2 separate regions of the Homo sapiens genome follow, and region 2 is linked to region 1. A link is an interaction called in ENCODE POLR2A ChIA-PET data of the cell type or tissue named here. Cell type or tissue: IMR-90. All regions are shown on one strand. Links, peaks and the distances in the headings refer to the core of each region. The heading gives the core; the rest is flanking DNA.

Region 1 (7,933 bases), core at 1,857-6,856:
AATAAATAAACCTATTTAAAAAAAAGAGAGAAAAGAAAATATTGAGCAATATCTTGATGCTCTCAGGGTGGGAATCTTATTGCAATTTCTTGGTACCAAAGCTTGTCAGATAAACACAATTTTGCATACCAATTTTATCATAATTTATGATGTTTATGTTAGGATTCCATGGGAAGAGGGAAGTACAATTACATGGATTAGAATTTGAATAGAATAGAGTCATAGCATTTTAAGAACCAGAAGGGTCTTTCAGAGGTTCTTTTGGATTATTTTAGCCCAATCCTTTTTCAAGTGTAGTAATTGAGATATGTTGAGGACCCACAGAAAAATGGCAGAATCCAGGCTTGAACTCATTTTCTTACTCTCATCTGGGTGCTTGTTGCACTTACCCCTTCTTTCATCTTTAAATTAATGTAGGCTGGCACTGGACGCAGTGGCTCATGCCTATAATCTAAGCACTTTGGGAGGCCGAGGCGGGTGGATCACCTGAGGTCAGGAGTTTGAGACCAGCCTGGCCAACATGGTGAAACCCCGTCTCTACTAAAAACACAAAAATTAGCTGGATGTGGTGGTGTGGGCCTGCAGTCCCAGCTATTCTGGAGGCTGAGGCAGGAGAATCGCTTCAACCCAGGAGGCTGCAGTGAGCCAAGATCGCGCAACTGCACTCCAGCCTGGCAACAGAGTGAAACTTCATTTAAAAAAAAAAATAGGGCCAGGTGCCGTGGCTCACGCCTGTAATCCCAGCACTTTGGGAGGCCGAGGTGGGTGGATCACCTGAGGTCAGGAGTTTGAGACCAGCCTGGCCAACATGGTGAAACCCCATCTCTACTAAAAATAGAAAAATTAGCCGGACATGGTGGCAGGTGCCTGTAATCCCAGCTACTCAGGAGGCTGAGGCAGGAGAATCGCTTGAACCTGGGAGACAGCGGTTGCGATGAGCCAAGATGGTGCCACTGCACTCCATCCTGGGCAGCAAGAGTGAAACTCCATCTCCAAAAGAAAAAAGAAATGGGGTCTCGCCCAGCCTGGCCAAGATGGTGAAACCCCATCTCTACTAAAAATACAAAAATTAGCTGAGCACAGTGGCAGGTGCCTGTAATCCCAGCTACTCAGGAGGCTGAGGCAGGAGAATCACTTGAACCCAGGAGGCGGAGTTTGCATTGACCCAAGATCACGCCACTGCACTCCAGCCTGGGCGGCAGAGCGAGACTCCATCTCATAAAAACAAAAAACAAAAAAAAAACAAAAGAAATGGGGTCTCGCTATGTTGCCCAAGATGGTCTCAAACTCCTGGGCTCAGAGATCCTCCTACCTCAGCCTCTTGAGTAGCTGGTATACAGGTGTGAGCCACCATACCCCACACCTGGCTAGCTACCTTAATCTTTGATTTCCTGTAAAGTGATCAAAATGAACCCCTATCTTTTTTTTTTTTTGAGACGCAGCTCACTGAAACCTCTGCCTCCCAGGTTCAAGCCATTCTCCTGCCTCAGCCTCCCGAGTAGCTGGGATTACAGGCATGCACCACCACACCCAGCTAATTTTGTATTTTTAGGAGAGACGACGTTTCTCCATGTTGGTCAGGCTGGTCTCTAACTCCTGACCTCAGATGATCTGCCTGCCTCAGCCTCCCAAAGTGCTGGGATTACAGACGTGAGCCACCACGCCTGGCCAAAACTCCTATCTCTTAAAGCCATCGTTGGCCAATAAACCCCTATTGATGTAAGCCACCATTAGTATCTGTCATTTGCAGCTAAATGCAATCCCAACTGATATATGGAGTAAAAGTCCTGGACTACGAGTTGAGAAACCCCATTACAGTCCCAGCTCTGCCAGGAACAAGCTATGTGGCCTTGGGCAAGCCATTTCCCATCTCTGGACCTCAGGTTCCTCATCTCTACCAGGGGAAGTAGAACAAGATGGTGATGGTCTCTTTCACCTCTTACTTTCTTTGGTCTCATTCATCGTTCATGCTGTATAGTGTGTAATATGGCACTTCTTTCCTCTATGACTACTTCTTTCAAGGTTCACCCAGTGTTCCCTTGTTCCTGTGACCTCAGGACTAATTACAAGGGCCCGTCTCCTTTGAGTGAATGTAACACCTTTGGGGCATTCCCTGAACACAAAGTCCCTCTAGCTAGATCCTTATTTTCTCTTCCTTTGGTTAATTTTTTTTTTCTTTTTCTGAGAGATGGGGTTTCACCATGTTGACCAGGCTGGTCTCAAACTCCTGACCTCAGGTGATCCACCTGCCTCGGCCTCCCAAAGTGCTGGGATTACAGGCATGAGCCACCATGCCTGGGCCCTCTTCCTTTAGTTAATTTTATATACCTACACCTAGGCGGAGCACAAAGGAGGGAAGGGGTTGTTTCTACTCTAAAAATACTGGAGTAACATGCCCACCTCTGCCCCTAACCCCTAAACATGCTATGTGATTTCCCCTTTTGGGGCTTCAAATGCATCATTTATGAAATAAGAGGGTGGCAGACTGTCAAAGGGCCCTTCAAGCCCTGGCATTCTAAGACTGAATTATAGCTTCTAATTTTCTTCTTTCACTGTGATAGCACTTTGCTTGTTGTGAAGCGCTTTGCTCTCTGGTGTGAGAGGTTAGGCTTTCTATGACTCTGAGATAATCTGAGTTAGTATTACTATCCACATTTTGAAGTTGAGGAAACAGATTTAGGGATGTGAAGTTGTGTACCCAAGATCACTGATGGGGCTCAGGGCACCCCACCCCAAAATATGACTATAGGAGATCACAGCATGCCACCCCAAAATGTACCTCTTTGGCATATTTGAGCTGATTATTCTGAGAAACTGCAGACACAGGAGTAGCTCTGAAAATTTGTCCTTTTATAAAAGAACTTCACATCTATAAAGGAAATCTACATTAGTAGATTATCTGTATTAGGAAGATAACTGCTCTGAGATAACATTTTATCTTATCTTTTATTTTATTTTATTTTATTTTATTTTATTTTGAGACAGAGTCTCACTCAGTTTCCCAGGCTGGAGGGCAGTTGCACAATCTCAGCTCACTGCAACCTTCACCTCCCAGGTTCAAGCGATTCTCATGCCTCAGCCTTCCGAATAGTTGAGATTACAGGCTCGTGCCACCACACCCAGCTAATTTTTTGTATTTTTAGTAGAGATGGGGTTTCACCATGTTGGCCAGGCTGGTCTTGAACTCCTGACCTCAAGTAATCTGCCCACCTCAGCCTCCAAAAGTGCTGGGATTACAGGCACAAGCCACCACCCCCAGCCCTGAGATAACCTTTATTACCTGAGAGACTTTTTATCTGCATAGCAGAATGCCCTTGGTTCATATATGTTTCCTCCCCTTGCCCTCCTGTGGCTTGTTGCCACCTACCCCTCCCTCAGGCAGGTCTGTATTCCTTTCTGTAGCTCAGGATGCTATATAAGCTTCAATAGTCTGACCCTTCTAAGGGTCTTATGTTTTGTGGGACTCCTGTGTGTATATACATAATTAAATATACTTTTTCTCTTGTTAATCTGTCTTATTTGAATTTAATTCATAGCCTGGCCAAAGAACCTAGAAAGATAGAGGGGAGACATTTTCCCCTCTCCTAGTACACACCTAGTTACCCAACCAGTAAGTGGTAGATCTGGAACTAGAGATCACATCCTTTGACTCCTTGCTCAGTGCACTTTCCACCTCATCTTGAATTTTTTTTTTTTTTGAAGCGGAGTCTCGCTCTGTCAACCAGGCTGGAGTGCAGTGGCACCATCTTGGCTCACTGCAAGCTCCGCCTCCCGGGTTCACACCATTCTCCTGCCTCAGCCTCCCGAGTGGCTAGGACTACAGGCGGCCGCCACCACGCCTGGCTAATTTTTTTGTATTTTTAGTAGAGACAGAGTTTCACCATGTTAGCCAGGATGGTCTCGATCTCCTGACCTCGTGATCTGCCTGCCTCGGCCTCCCAAAGTGCTGGGATGATAGGCGTGAGCCACCGTGCCTGGCCTTTTTTTTTGAGACAAGTTCTCACTCTGTTGCCCACGCTGAAGTGCAGTGGTGTGTTCATGGCTCACTGCAGCCTTGATGGCCCAGGCTCCAGCAATCCTCCCACCTCAGCCTCCTGAGTAGTTGGGACTATAGACGTGTGCCACTACGCCTGGCTAAACTTTATTTATTTATTTTTTAGGAACAGGGTTCTCACCATGTTGCCCAGACTGGTCTAAACTCCTGGGGAGCTCAAGGGCTCAAGTGATTCACCTTTGCCTCCCAGAGTGATAGGATTACAGATATGAGCCAGCACTGTGCCTGACTGATTTTTTTGTTTGTTTTTTCTCTTTCCCTTTTCTCTCCAGGATCTGCTTCCTGGCTATAATCATAATTGCTCTCTCTGTTCAGAGCTCACCATAGATCACTCAGAATTAGCCAACTATGGCCAATTCAGTAAGCCTTTGGTGAGAGCCTGCTTCAGAAAAGGTTTTCTGAGAGGAGATGAACATAAAAGGATTATTTTAAAAGATGCTTGCCTTAGCTCTTTGGCCCTTCCTCACTTAGCTTGGAATGAAACAATGGGCAGATTGGATAAACTAACTTGTATTTAAGAAAGAGCTGCACATAATCATGGAATTCCTGTGGGCACAGTCCACACTGACTCAATTAGTGTGGACAGAGGACTTTGCAGGGAAGCATTTTTTAAACACTTAGGCATAATTTTGCCAGGCACAGTGGGTCACGCTTGTAATCCCAGCACTTTGGGAGGTTGAGATGGGAGGATGGCTTGAGCTCAAAAGTTTGAGACTAGCCTGGGCAGCAAAGTGAGACCTCATTTCTACAATAAAAATTTTAAAATTAGCCAGGGCCAGGAGCGGTGGCTCATGTCTGTTATACCAGCACTTTTAGAGGCTGAGGCAGGTGGATCACCTGAGGTCAGGAGTTTCACACCAGCCTGGCAACATGGTGAAACCCTGTCCATACTAAAAATACAAAAATTAGCCAGCCATAGTGTCAGGTGCCTGTGATCTCAGCTACTTGGGAGGCTGAGGCAGGAGAATTGCTTGAACCCAGGAGGCAGAGGTTGCAGTGAGCTAAGATCCTACCGCTGCACCACTGCACTCTGGGTGACAGAGCAAGACCCTGTCTCCAAAAAAAGAAAAATTAGCCAGGCATGGTGGCATGTGCCTGTGGTCCCAGCTACAGAGGAGGTTGAGGCAGGAGGATCCCTTGAGCCCAGTAGGTCAAGGCTGCAGTGAGCCGCGTCCGTACCACTACACTCCAGCCTGAGTGACAGAGTGAGATCCTGTCTCAAAAAAAAAAAAAAAAAAAAAGAAGAAGAAAATACAAATTAACACCATTAAAAACAAAAAAAATTTTCAAACTTACTGAAAATTTGCAAAAATAAAAATAGTATGTAGGACTCTCACATACACTTTACCAAGAGTCACCTATTTTATTTTATTTTATTTTGAGATAGTTTCACTCTGTCATCCAAGCTGGAGTGCAGTAGTACAATCTTAGTGGACTATAGCCTCGAACTCCTGGGCTCCAGCAATCCGCCCACCTCATCCTCCTGAGTAGCTAGGATCACAGGTATGTGCCACCACACCTGGCTAATTTTTTTATTTTTTGTAAAGACAAGGTCTTGACGTGTTGCCCAGCCTGGTCTCTAACTCCTGGTCTCTAGCGATCCTCCCACCTCAGACTCCCAAAATGCTGGGATTACAGGCATGAACCACTGTCCCAAGCCTATTTTATATTAGATTAGTGGGCACATGTGCTTGATGGTTTCATGAGTATATTGCATAATGGTGGGGATTGGATTTCTAGTGTACTCATTACCCAAATAGTGAAGGTTGTACCTGACAGGTAATTTTTCAACCCTTGCCCCCCTCTCAGCCTACCCTGTTTTAGAGTCCCCAGTGTCTATTATTTTCATCTTTACGTCCATGTGTACCCTTTGTTTAGTTTCCACTTATAGATGAGAAGGCATTTGGTTTTTTTTTTGTTTGTTTATTTCTTTGTTTGTTTGTTTTTTAGACAGGATCTCACTCCCATTGCCTAGGCTGGAGTGCAGTGGTGCAATCTAAGCTTACTGCAGCCTCGACTTCCCAAGCTCAGGTGATCCTCCCACCTAAGCCTCCCAAGTAACTGGGACTACAGGCATGTGCCAACCGGCCCAGCTAATTTTTTGTATTTTTAGTAGAGATGGGGTTTCACCATGTTGCCCAGGCTGGTCACAAACTGCTAGGCCCAGACGATCTATCCACCTTGGCCTCCCAAAGTGTTGGGATTATAGGTGTGAGCCACCACACTAGGCCAAGTGTTCCCTTTTCTCTGCATCCACACCAACGTCTGTTTTTTGACTTTTTAATAATGGCCATTCTGACTGGTATAAAATATCTCATTGTGGTTTTAATTTGCACTTCTATGATGATTAGTGATGTGGAACATTTTTTCCTATGTTTGTGGCCGCTTGTATGTCTTCTTTTGAGAAGTGTCTGTTCATGTCTTTGCCCAGTTTTTAATGGAGTTGTTTGGTGGGTTTTATTTATTTATTTTTGCTTTATTTTTATTGAGAGGGGGGTCTCATTATGTTGCCCAGGCTGGTCTTGAACTCCTGGGCTCAAGCAATCCTCCCACCTTGGCCTCTCAAAGTGCTGGGATTACAGGCATGAGCCACTGTGCCCAGCCATGGAGTTGTTTGTTTTTTTTTTCTTGTTGTGTTATTTATTTGTAGATTTTGTACGTTAGTCTTTTGTCAGAGACATAATTTATAATTTTTTTTTTTTGAGACGGAGTCTTGCTCTGTCACCCAGGCTGGAATACAGTGGCAGGATCTCGGCTCACTGCAAGGTCTGCCTCCCAGATTCACGCCATTCTCCTGCCTCAGCCTCCTGAGTAGCTGGGACTGCAGGCGCCCACCACCACACCCGGCTGATTTTTTGTATTTTTAGTAGAGACAGGGTTTCACTGTATTAGCCAGGATGGTCTCGATCTCCTGACTCATGATCCGCCCGCCTCAGCCTCCCAAAGTGCTGGGATTACAGGCGCAAGCCACTGCGCTCAGCGTTTTTTTTTTTTTTTTAGACGGAGTCTCGCTCTGTTGCCCAGGCTGGAGTGCAGTGGCGCGATCTCAGCTCGCTGCAAGCTCTGCCTCCTGGGTTGACGCCATTCTTCTGCCTCAGTCTTCTGAGTAACTGGGACCACAGGCGCCCACCAGCGCGCCTGGCTAATTTTTTGTGGTTTTAGTAGAGACAGGGTTTCACCATGTTAGCCAGGATGGTCTCGATCTCCTGACCTCGTGATCCGCCCTCCTTGGCCTACCAAAGTGCTGGGATTATAGGCGTGAGCCACCGTGCCTGCCCTAATTTACAAATATTTTATCCCATTCTATAGGTTGTCAGGTTGTCTGTTTACTCTGTTGATTATTTCTTTGGCTGTTTACTCTGTTGATTATTTACACTATATCTACATGGAGATAGTGTCAGATCCCACAGGTGGAAGGCTCAGTCCCCAAAACTATCCCCAACACACACCAGCTACAAGTTCCAGCCTCCAGAACTTCTGACTGACCAGCTTTAAGTTGGGGTCCCCATGACCCCCTTTGCGTTTAATTAATTTGCTGGAATGTCTCACAGAACTCACGGAAACACTTACTTAGGTTTACTGGTTGATTATAAAGGATATTACAAAGGATGCAGATGAAGAGATGCATAGGGCGAGGTGTGGGGGAATGGACGTGGGGCTTCCATGCCCTCCCGGGGCGTGCCAGCCTCTAGGAACCTCCATGTGTTCAGCTATCCTGAAGCACTCTCTAAACCCTATCCTCTTGGTTTTTTGTTTGTTTGTTTTTGTTTTTGTTTTTGTTTTAAGACAGTCTCACTCTGTCACCCAGGCTGGAGTGCAATGGCACGACCTCAGCTCATTGCAACCTCCACCTCCCAGGTTCAAGCAATTCTCTTGCTT
Region 2 (7,933 bases), core at 1,043-6,042, 290 kb before region 1:
CGGCCTCCCAAAGTGCTGGGATTACAGGCGTGAGCCACCGCGCCTGGCCGGAATGTAACTTCTTAAAGTAAATGTTATCATTGTTGATATTGTATTGAAGTTTTCTCTGTGATATACCATATCCTATGGGCTGAAATTTCCAGCATCCCTTGGGGAGTGGAGGCCATCAGGGCAGACCTGCTATGGACCTGAAAGATTCCGCCCCAGGTCAGCCCTCCACTCCCCACCTCCCCACAATTTGAGAATGAGAGGGAACAGGAGTCAGGAGCCGGAGTGTTGGCCCCAGTAGACTCCAATCAATGTTGGACATGATTCTGATTGGCTAAACACTGTGTAGATGTTTTTAAACAAAGTCCATTTAAGGTTACTGCACTAATCAAGGAGTACTGGATTATAAAAACATCTATAAATCTGAGTTTGAGTATTTTTTAAAACAAAATTGTTAAACCAGATGTGTTGCTTTTTTTTCTTGTCATCTCTAAGTATAGTCCTCAGTTAAATATACTAATAAGCAAAATGCACCAAAACTTTTGGCTAATAGTTGTGCTTTAACTTAATATTTGTTATTTCATAGAGACTGCTATGAAAAGCTTTTTATTCTGAATCACTGTACAGTTATTCTTTGATCCTGTCAGTCAAATCTCATTTTTAGGGTCTTGACTAGGTTTTATGAAAGCCCAGTAAGGCAGTTTGCCCATAAGGCAGTCATCAGTCCTGTTTCCTGATGCCACATGACAGAAGGGGTCCATGTAGAATTTCGTTTCTTCCTGGAAGTCCCAAGGAAACCTGCAAGTATTATGATAACTAGGAAGGAAACCTGCAAGTATTATGATGAACTGGGAAGGAAACCTGTAAGTATTATGATGAACTAGATAGAACTACATGTCTCTCATGATGAAATGCATCTCCCTCTGTTTAACAGGATATGGGGAGTTTTAGGACAGGGAAGAAAGTGCTCAATTAGAAAGAAGCAAAGACAATTACTCTAGAGTGGAGCTGGCCTTCCAGTCCTCAAGACTGGGGAGCAGCAGTTGGGGCTCATTAGTGAAGAGTTTCATTTTTTTCATTTTCTGAACAGTGCTCTCCATGTTACTGAAGTCTTCTTTGTGGGTTGCTGGACCAGGAATATTAACCATTGCCTCTTGGCCCTCCTTGTTCTCAGGATTCCAGCTTTCCCTCCTGGCCAGAAATGTTCAGCCTGGACTCATTCAGAAAAGGTAAGACTGCAACTGTGCTTGTGACCTCATGCCCTTCCTTATTGGGATGGGCAGCTCTGAGGGCTGTGAAAGTCTCTCCCCAGTATGTAGTTCTTGCACATTTCTTTGGGTGGTTTTCCAAAGGCCTTTCCTATAGCCTTCCTTTTGCATGGTGCTTAGAATCTGTGCCAACCCTTGCCATGGCCTTTGCCATGCTTCCTCCCAGTGCCCCCTTCTGCGTACTCCCTGCTTATTAAAATCCTTTTTTTTTTTTCTGAGATGGAGCCTCACTTCTGTCGCCCAGGCTGGAGTGCAGTGGCACGATCTCGGCTCAGTGCAATCTCCTCCTCCTGGGTTGAAGCAATTCTCCTGCCTCAGCCTCCGTAGTAGCTGGGATTACAGGAACCAGCTGCCAAGCTCGGCTAATTCTTTTTTTTTTTTTTAGTTGAGACGGGGTTTCACCATGTTGGCCAGGCTGGTCTCAAACTGTTGACCTCAAGTGATCCACCCACCTCGGCCTCCCAAAGTGCTGGGATTACAGGTGTGAGCCACCGTGGCTGGCCTCTAAAATCCTATTTTTCTAGGCTAGTATTTTATACCATCTCCTTCATGAACCTTTCCTAATTCTGTTGACCAAATGCAATCTTTCTCCAATCTTCCTCGGTACCATACCTGTTCGTTCTCATGGTTAGTCTATTCTGAATTAATCATTTTGTCACTAGATTGGAAGCTCCCTGTAGCCAGGGCCTGTTGTGTGCTTTTACGATGCATAGCACCTGGCCAGCATTTCGCACATAGTAGGCCTCAGTAAACACTGGTGGAAGTTGGATTGAGTCTGTATTAGGCTGTTCTTGCATTGGTATAAAAAAATACCTGAGACTGGGTAATTTATAAGAAAAGAGGTTTAATTGGCTCACATTTCTGCAGGGTGTATAGGAAACATGGTGCTGGCATCTGTTTGGCTTCTGGGGAGGACTCAGGGAGCTTTCACTCAGGGGCAGAAGGTGAAGCGGGAGCAGGCGTGTCACGTGGCAAAAATCAGGATCCAGAGAGAGAGAGTTGGGGAGGTGCCACACAATTTAAACAAGATTGGCTGGGCATGATGGCTCACGCCTGTAATCCCAGCACTTTGGGAGGCCAAGGTGGACGGATTGCCTGAGCTCAGGAGTTCCAGACCAGCCTGGACAACACAGTGAAACCCCATCTCTACTAAAATACAAAAAATTATCCAGGCGTGGCAGTCTGCGCCTATAGTCCCAGCTACTTGGGAGGCTGAGGCAGGAGAATAGCTTTAACCCGGGAGGCAGAGGTTGCAGTGAGCCGAGATTACACCACTGCACTCCAGCCTGGGCAACAGAGCAAGACTCAGTCTCAAAAAAAAAAAAAAAAAAGGCCATGTGTGGTGGTGGGCACCTGTAATCCCAGCTACTTGGGAGGCTGAGGCAGGAGAATCGCTTGAACCTGGGAGACGGGTTGCAGTGAGCTGAGATCGTGCCATTGCACTCCAGCCTGGGCAACAAGAGTGAGATGCCATCTCAAAAATAAATAAATAAATAAATAAAATAAACAACAGGATCTCATGAGAGGCTGGGCGCAGTGGCTCACACCTGTAATCCCAGCACTTTGGGAGGCCAAAGTGGGCGGATCACTTGAGGTCAGGCATTTGAGACCAGCCTGGCCAACATGATGAGACCCGTCTCTACTAAAAATACAGAAAATTAGCTAGGCGTGGTGGTGTGCACCTGTATTCCCAGCTACTTGGGAGGCTAAGGCACGAGAATTGCTTGAACCCAGGAGGTGCAGGTTGTAGTGAGTCAAGATTGTGCCACTGCACTCCAGCCTGGGCGACAGGGCAAGAATCCATCTCAAAAAAAAAAAAAAGATTTCATGAGAATTTACTCACTATCACAAGGATAGTAGCAAGCCATGAGGGATCCATTCTGTGACCCTTCAACAGCAGAGATTACATTTCCTTTTTTTTTTTTTTTGAGACGGAGTCTCACTCTGTTGTTGCCCAGGCTGGAGTGCAGTGGCACGAGCTTGGCTCACTGCAACCTCTGCCTCCCGGGTTCAAGCAATTCTCCTGCCTCAGCCTCCCGAGTAGCTGGGACTACAGGCGTGTGCCACCACACCCGGGTAATTCTTGTATTTTTAGTAGAGATGGGATTTCGCCATATTGGCCAGGCTGGTCTGTAACTCCTGAGCTCAAGTGATTTCGCCCATCTCGGCCTCCCAAAGTGTTGGGATTACAGGCGTGAGCCACCAGCAGGAGATTACATTTCAACATGAGATTTGGGTAGGGACAAATATCCACACTATATCAAAGTCATTCTTTCGTTAGTGATCATAGAAACTCTGGCAAGTCTTGCCGGGCGCGGTGGCTCACGCCTGTAATCCCAGCACTTTGGGAGGCCGAGGCAGGCGGATCACGAGGTCAGGAGATTGAGACCATCCTGGCCAATATGGTGAAACCCCGTCTCTACTAAAAATACAAAATAAAAAATTAGCCGGGTGCGGTGGTGGGTGCCTATAGTCCCAGCTACTCGGGAGGCTGAGGCAGGAGAATGGTGTGAACCCAGGGGGCGGAGCTTGCAGTGAGCCGAGATCGCGCCACTGTCTGGCCTGGGCGAAACAGCGAGACTCCATCTCAAAAAACAAAAAGAAATTCTGGCAAGTCTTGAAATTAGTGCTCTACAGCACACTGAGTGAGGGGGTTGCATAGGCAATGGCAGAATTGAGCCTTGACAGGGCTATAGGGTAGAGTTCACAATGTGTTTATAGGAGGTAAAGTAGCCTGTGGGGACTTTAGGGGCCAGATCCTGAGAGCTTTGTATTTCTTAGAACATGACTTTTTTTCTTCAAGAGACTGAAGAGTAAAGGGCCTGTAGCCCGTGTTGAAGCTGATTCTGAGGCTTCTGTCTGAGGATATTTTACAAATAAATAAGAACCATAACAGAACGTCTATAACTGCTGATTAAATAGGTCTTCCTGATTGTGTCTTCTCTCTCTCTAAGTTGTGTTCCTCGAGGCCTGGGAAACCCCTGGCCAAGTGGTGCCCTGTGTAACCCATTGAATGGGGCCAGAAGGAGGGCTGGACGTACTAGGGCTCAGAGAGCAGCATGTCCCTGCCTCCTTGTGTATCTCCAGCCACTCCATCTGTTTTCATATTGTTTGAAAAAATTTATTTCTGTCATCCTGGGCTTTTTTTTTTTTTTTTTTTTTGGCCAGCTGTATGTAAGAAGGAAAAAACTGAACTTGAGATTAGTGTGGGCAGCACATTTTTTTTTTTTAGCTAAAATTAGCACTTTGTGTTTACTTACTAACCAGTGGGCTTTATTGTCTACCCACTTGTAAAAGGTCGATGAAAGCAGGTTTTCTCATGGTGAGTGTCTCTGAATTAATAGTACTGATTTTGTAAAGAGATGGAAAGCCCAATAAAAATCACGATCCTCAGCTGAGCGCGGTGGCTCAGGCCTGTAATCCCAGCACTTTGGGAGGCTAAGGTGGGTGGACTACTTGACATCAGGAGTTCGAGACCAGCCTGGCCAACATGGTGAAACCCCGTCTCTACTAAAAAAAAATAAAAATAAAAATAAAAATCAGCCGGGCATGGTAATCCCAGCTACTTGGGAGGCTGAGGCAGCAAATCGCTTGAACCCAGGAGGCAGAGGTGGCAGTGAGCTGAGATCACACCACTGCACTCTAGCCTGGGTGACAGAGCGAGACTCTGTCTCAAAACAAAAAAAAAAAAAAAAAAAGAAAAAAAAATTTTTTTTTCCTGTCTGAGCGCCGTGTCTCATGCTTGTAATCCCAGCACTTTGGGAGGCTAAGACAAAAAGATTGTTTGAGCCAGGAGTTTGAGAGCAGCCTGGACAGCATTGGGAGACCCTGTCTCTCTGTATTTTTAGCAAGCTCCACCTCCCAGATTCATGCCATTTTTCTGCCTCAGCCTCCCGAGTAGCTGGGACTACAGGCGCCAGCCACCACGCCTGGCTAATTTTTTGTATTTTTAGTGGAGATGGGGTTTCACCATGTTAGCCAGGATGGCCTCAGTCTCCTGACCTCATGATCCACCCGCCTTGGCCTCCTAAAGTGTTGGGATTACAGGTGTGAACCACCACGCCCGGCCGTTTTTTGTTAGTTAGTTTTGTTTTGTTTTGTTCTGTATTTTTTTAAGAAATAAAATAATTAAAAAAATAATTTTTTTTTTTTTGGTGGAAACAGGGTCTTCCTATGTTTCCCAGGCTGTTCTCAAACTCCTGGCTTCATGTAATCCTCCTGCCTTGGCCTCCCAAAGTGTTGGGACTACAGGTGTGAGCCACTGTGCTTGGCTTGAGTTTTCCTTTTACATGTTTCTTTGCTCTTCATCATCAAATTATGAGTTCCTAGGGTGTCATGAACCTTGAGAGGAAATGTAAGTTGATGTGAAGCTTGAGGTTCCCGAGTTTCATTGACTGGGGCTTGAATCTGGCTTTCCCTAATACTAGCAAGGTGTTAACTTACCTGATCTTGTTTCCTACCTGCTATCTTCAGGACTACAGTGAAGATATTAGAGCTGAAATATAGGAAAAGCACCTGGCTATGGTCGGTGCTCAACCCTTACTCTTGGGCATGGTATGCCCTTGATAAATACTGGAGAGCTATAGCCTTGCCTCAGCATGCAGTGTGCTGTGAGGTTGCATGATTGAGCACCTGCTGTGTAGGAGACACTAGGGTGAAGAGAGCTCTGTTTCAGAGATGCTTCTTGGTACTCTGGAGCTTATAGCCTCAATAGGATGGGCCATTTGATGGTTCTGATGGAAACAGCTATAGCAATTCCATGCAGCATTGTGGATGGTGGCCCACTGGGTCTTGTGGCTAGCTACCATCTTTCTCATTATGTAATTTAACAAAGCTGTTGGTAAGAATGCCCATGTTCCTGGTAAGTTACTTGTTACTGCCCTTGCGAGCATCTTAACTTAGCTGTCTGATTTCTTACCTGTAATGCCATCGGACTCAGGCTACAAAGAGCAAGCTGAACAATAAAAAAGAGCAAAAAAAAAAAAAAAAAAAAAAAAAAAAGAGCAAGCTGAGTCTTTCACAGCCAGCACAAAACTTTGAAAAACACTGGATCAATAGCAAGAATGTGCATTTTCTCTCCAGGTACATGGTCAGAAGTGGGCTCAGTGAAGTTATGGGATTGTAACAACTCTCTCCCAATTGCTGAAAATGCTTAATGAGATAATAACTAATCATTGAATCATTTATTCTTTTTTTTTTTTTTTCAATCCAGCATCCCTGGATGTGAATGAGGACCCTCCTTAAACAGGAATGGAGAGGTTGAGCTGGTCATTTCCAACCTTAGCTTCAAGGCAGAACTGGAATTAGTTTCAAAATAAACCTTGATCCTAGGCATTTAGTTCTAGAAGATCCTACAAGCACGTCTGCTGTAACTCTATGTATGTTTTCTGTAAAATCACATACCTATAAAATAAAAAGAAAAAAATCACACATCTATAATATTATAAGAGAGCTTATGGGAAAAATAGAATTGGGCCAATGCAACTGCAACTTTTTGACCAAAATATGACAAAAAACAATTATTGGTGCTTGGGAAGATGCTTTGGACTACCTAGACAGGCAGCTCAGGGTGATGTGATGCTGCAAATGTACAAAGAGCCGTCTTCTTTTTTTTTTTTTTTTTTTTAAGACGGAGTCTTGTTCTGTGGCCAGGCTGGAGTGCAATGGCGCGATCTCGGCTCACTGCATCCTCCGCCTCCCGGGTTCAAGTCATTCTCGTGCCTCAGCCTCCTGAGTAGCTGGGACTACAGGCACACGCCACCATGCCCTGCCAATTTTTGTATTTTTAGTAGAGACGGGGTTTCACCATGTTGGCCAGGATGGTCTCGATCTCTTGACCTTGTGATCCGCTGGCCTCAGCCTCCCAAAGTGCTGGGATTATAGGCGTGAGCCACCGCGCCGGGCTACAAAGAGCCTTCTAATGTGAGCAGAGCTGGCAGTTACCGAGGAAGCCCAGGTGGAGGTGGAGTTCTGAAACAGCCACTGTGGTGAAGGAGTGTGTGCAGCTGGGACTGTGGGGGAGGAGGGTTGGAGTGCAGGACTTGCTTCTCCCCTAACATTTTGTTGTGAAAAATTTCAAAAATACTGAAACATTGAAGAAATTGTATAGTGAACACCTTTGTATCTACCACCTTGATTCTCTATAGGTATAGGCACTCAATTTTAATAAAAAAAAAAATAGCTGAAAGGGCTTTTTCTTTCCTGCTGAAGATTATAATTCTACTCCTGCTTTTTCAGCTCCTTTGCTTTCAGAATTTTTTGAAACAAGAGTCTTGTTTTACTGATATCTTTCTCCTCTTTACCAATTGTATATGAGTCAATTTGCATTCCACAAATGAACATCTTTGTAGAACAGGTGGTTTCTCAAGCTTCAGGTGTGTGTGGCCATCTCTGCTCCCCTTCTACCCCATTTACTGTACTGAAACCAGAGGGGCAAAGAGAGCAAAGAGTGCATGCATTTCTCCCAGCCCCAAGACTAGTGACTCTCTGAATGTCACCATTTAGGTGGTTTAAAAGGACCTTAAGCCTTCCTTACCCATATATTTCCACCTTCCTTACCCATGTATTTCCACCTTCCCGTGGAAGACTCAGTGCCTTAATTTTCGTTCATGTACCTCAAGTTGTTGGGACTTCTTAGAAATGTACTTTCTGGTTACTAATAAGTAGCATTTAGCCCC

The links. ChIA-PET counts read pairs that join two places held together with the same protein. Peaks named below come from ENCODE experiments on the same cell type or tissue, not always from the same donor. Only the 100,000 strongest peaks of a DNase experiment are listed, where the experiment ranks them.
Region 2: POLR2A ChIA-PET joins it to region 1 with 5 read pairs; 2 of 35 experiments call an interaction of 5 or more read pairs at or near these places.

Annotation. Positions count from the first base shown.
Region 1 is chr3:48,096,548-48,104,480 of GRCh38, forward strand. No RefSeq gene overlaps it. Among named protein-coding and RNA genes, the nearest start is that of MAP4, 84 kb to the left of the region's middle. In IMR-90, for the core only: no CTCF peak of the experiment used is centred there; a DNase peak (open chromatin) is centred at 4,584; H3K27ac peaks cover 195 bases.
Region 2 is chr3:47,809,495-47,817,427 of GRCh38, forward strand. DHX30 (DExH-box helicase 30) reads left to right here. Exons shown (of 22, transcript NM_138615.3): 3 at 1,163-1,217. The coding sequence starts at 1,190. Among named protein-coding and RNA genes, the nearest start is that of DHX30, 10 kb to the left of the region's middle. In IMR-90, for the core only: no CTCF peak of the experiment used is centred there; no DNase peak of the experiment used is centred there.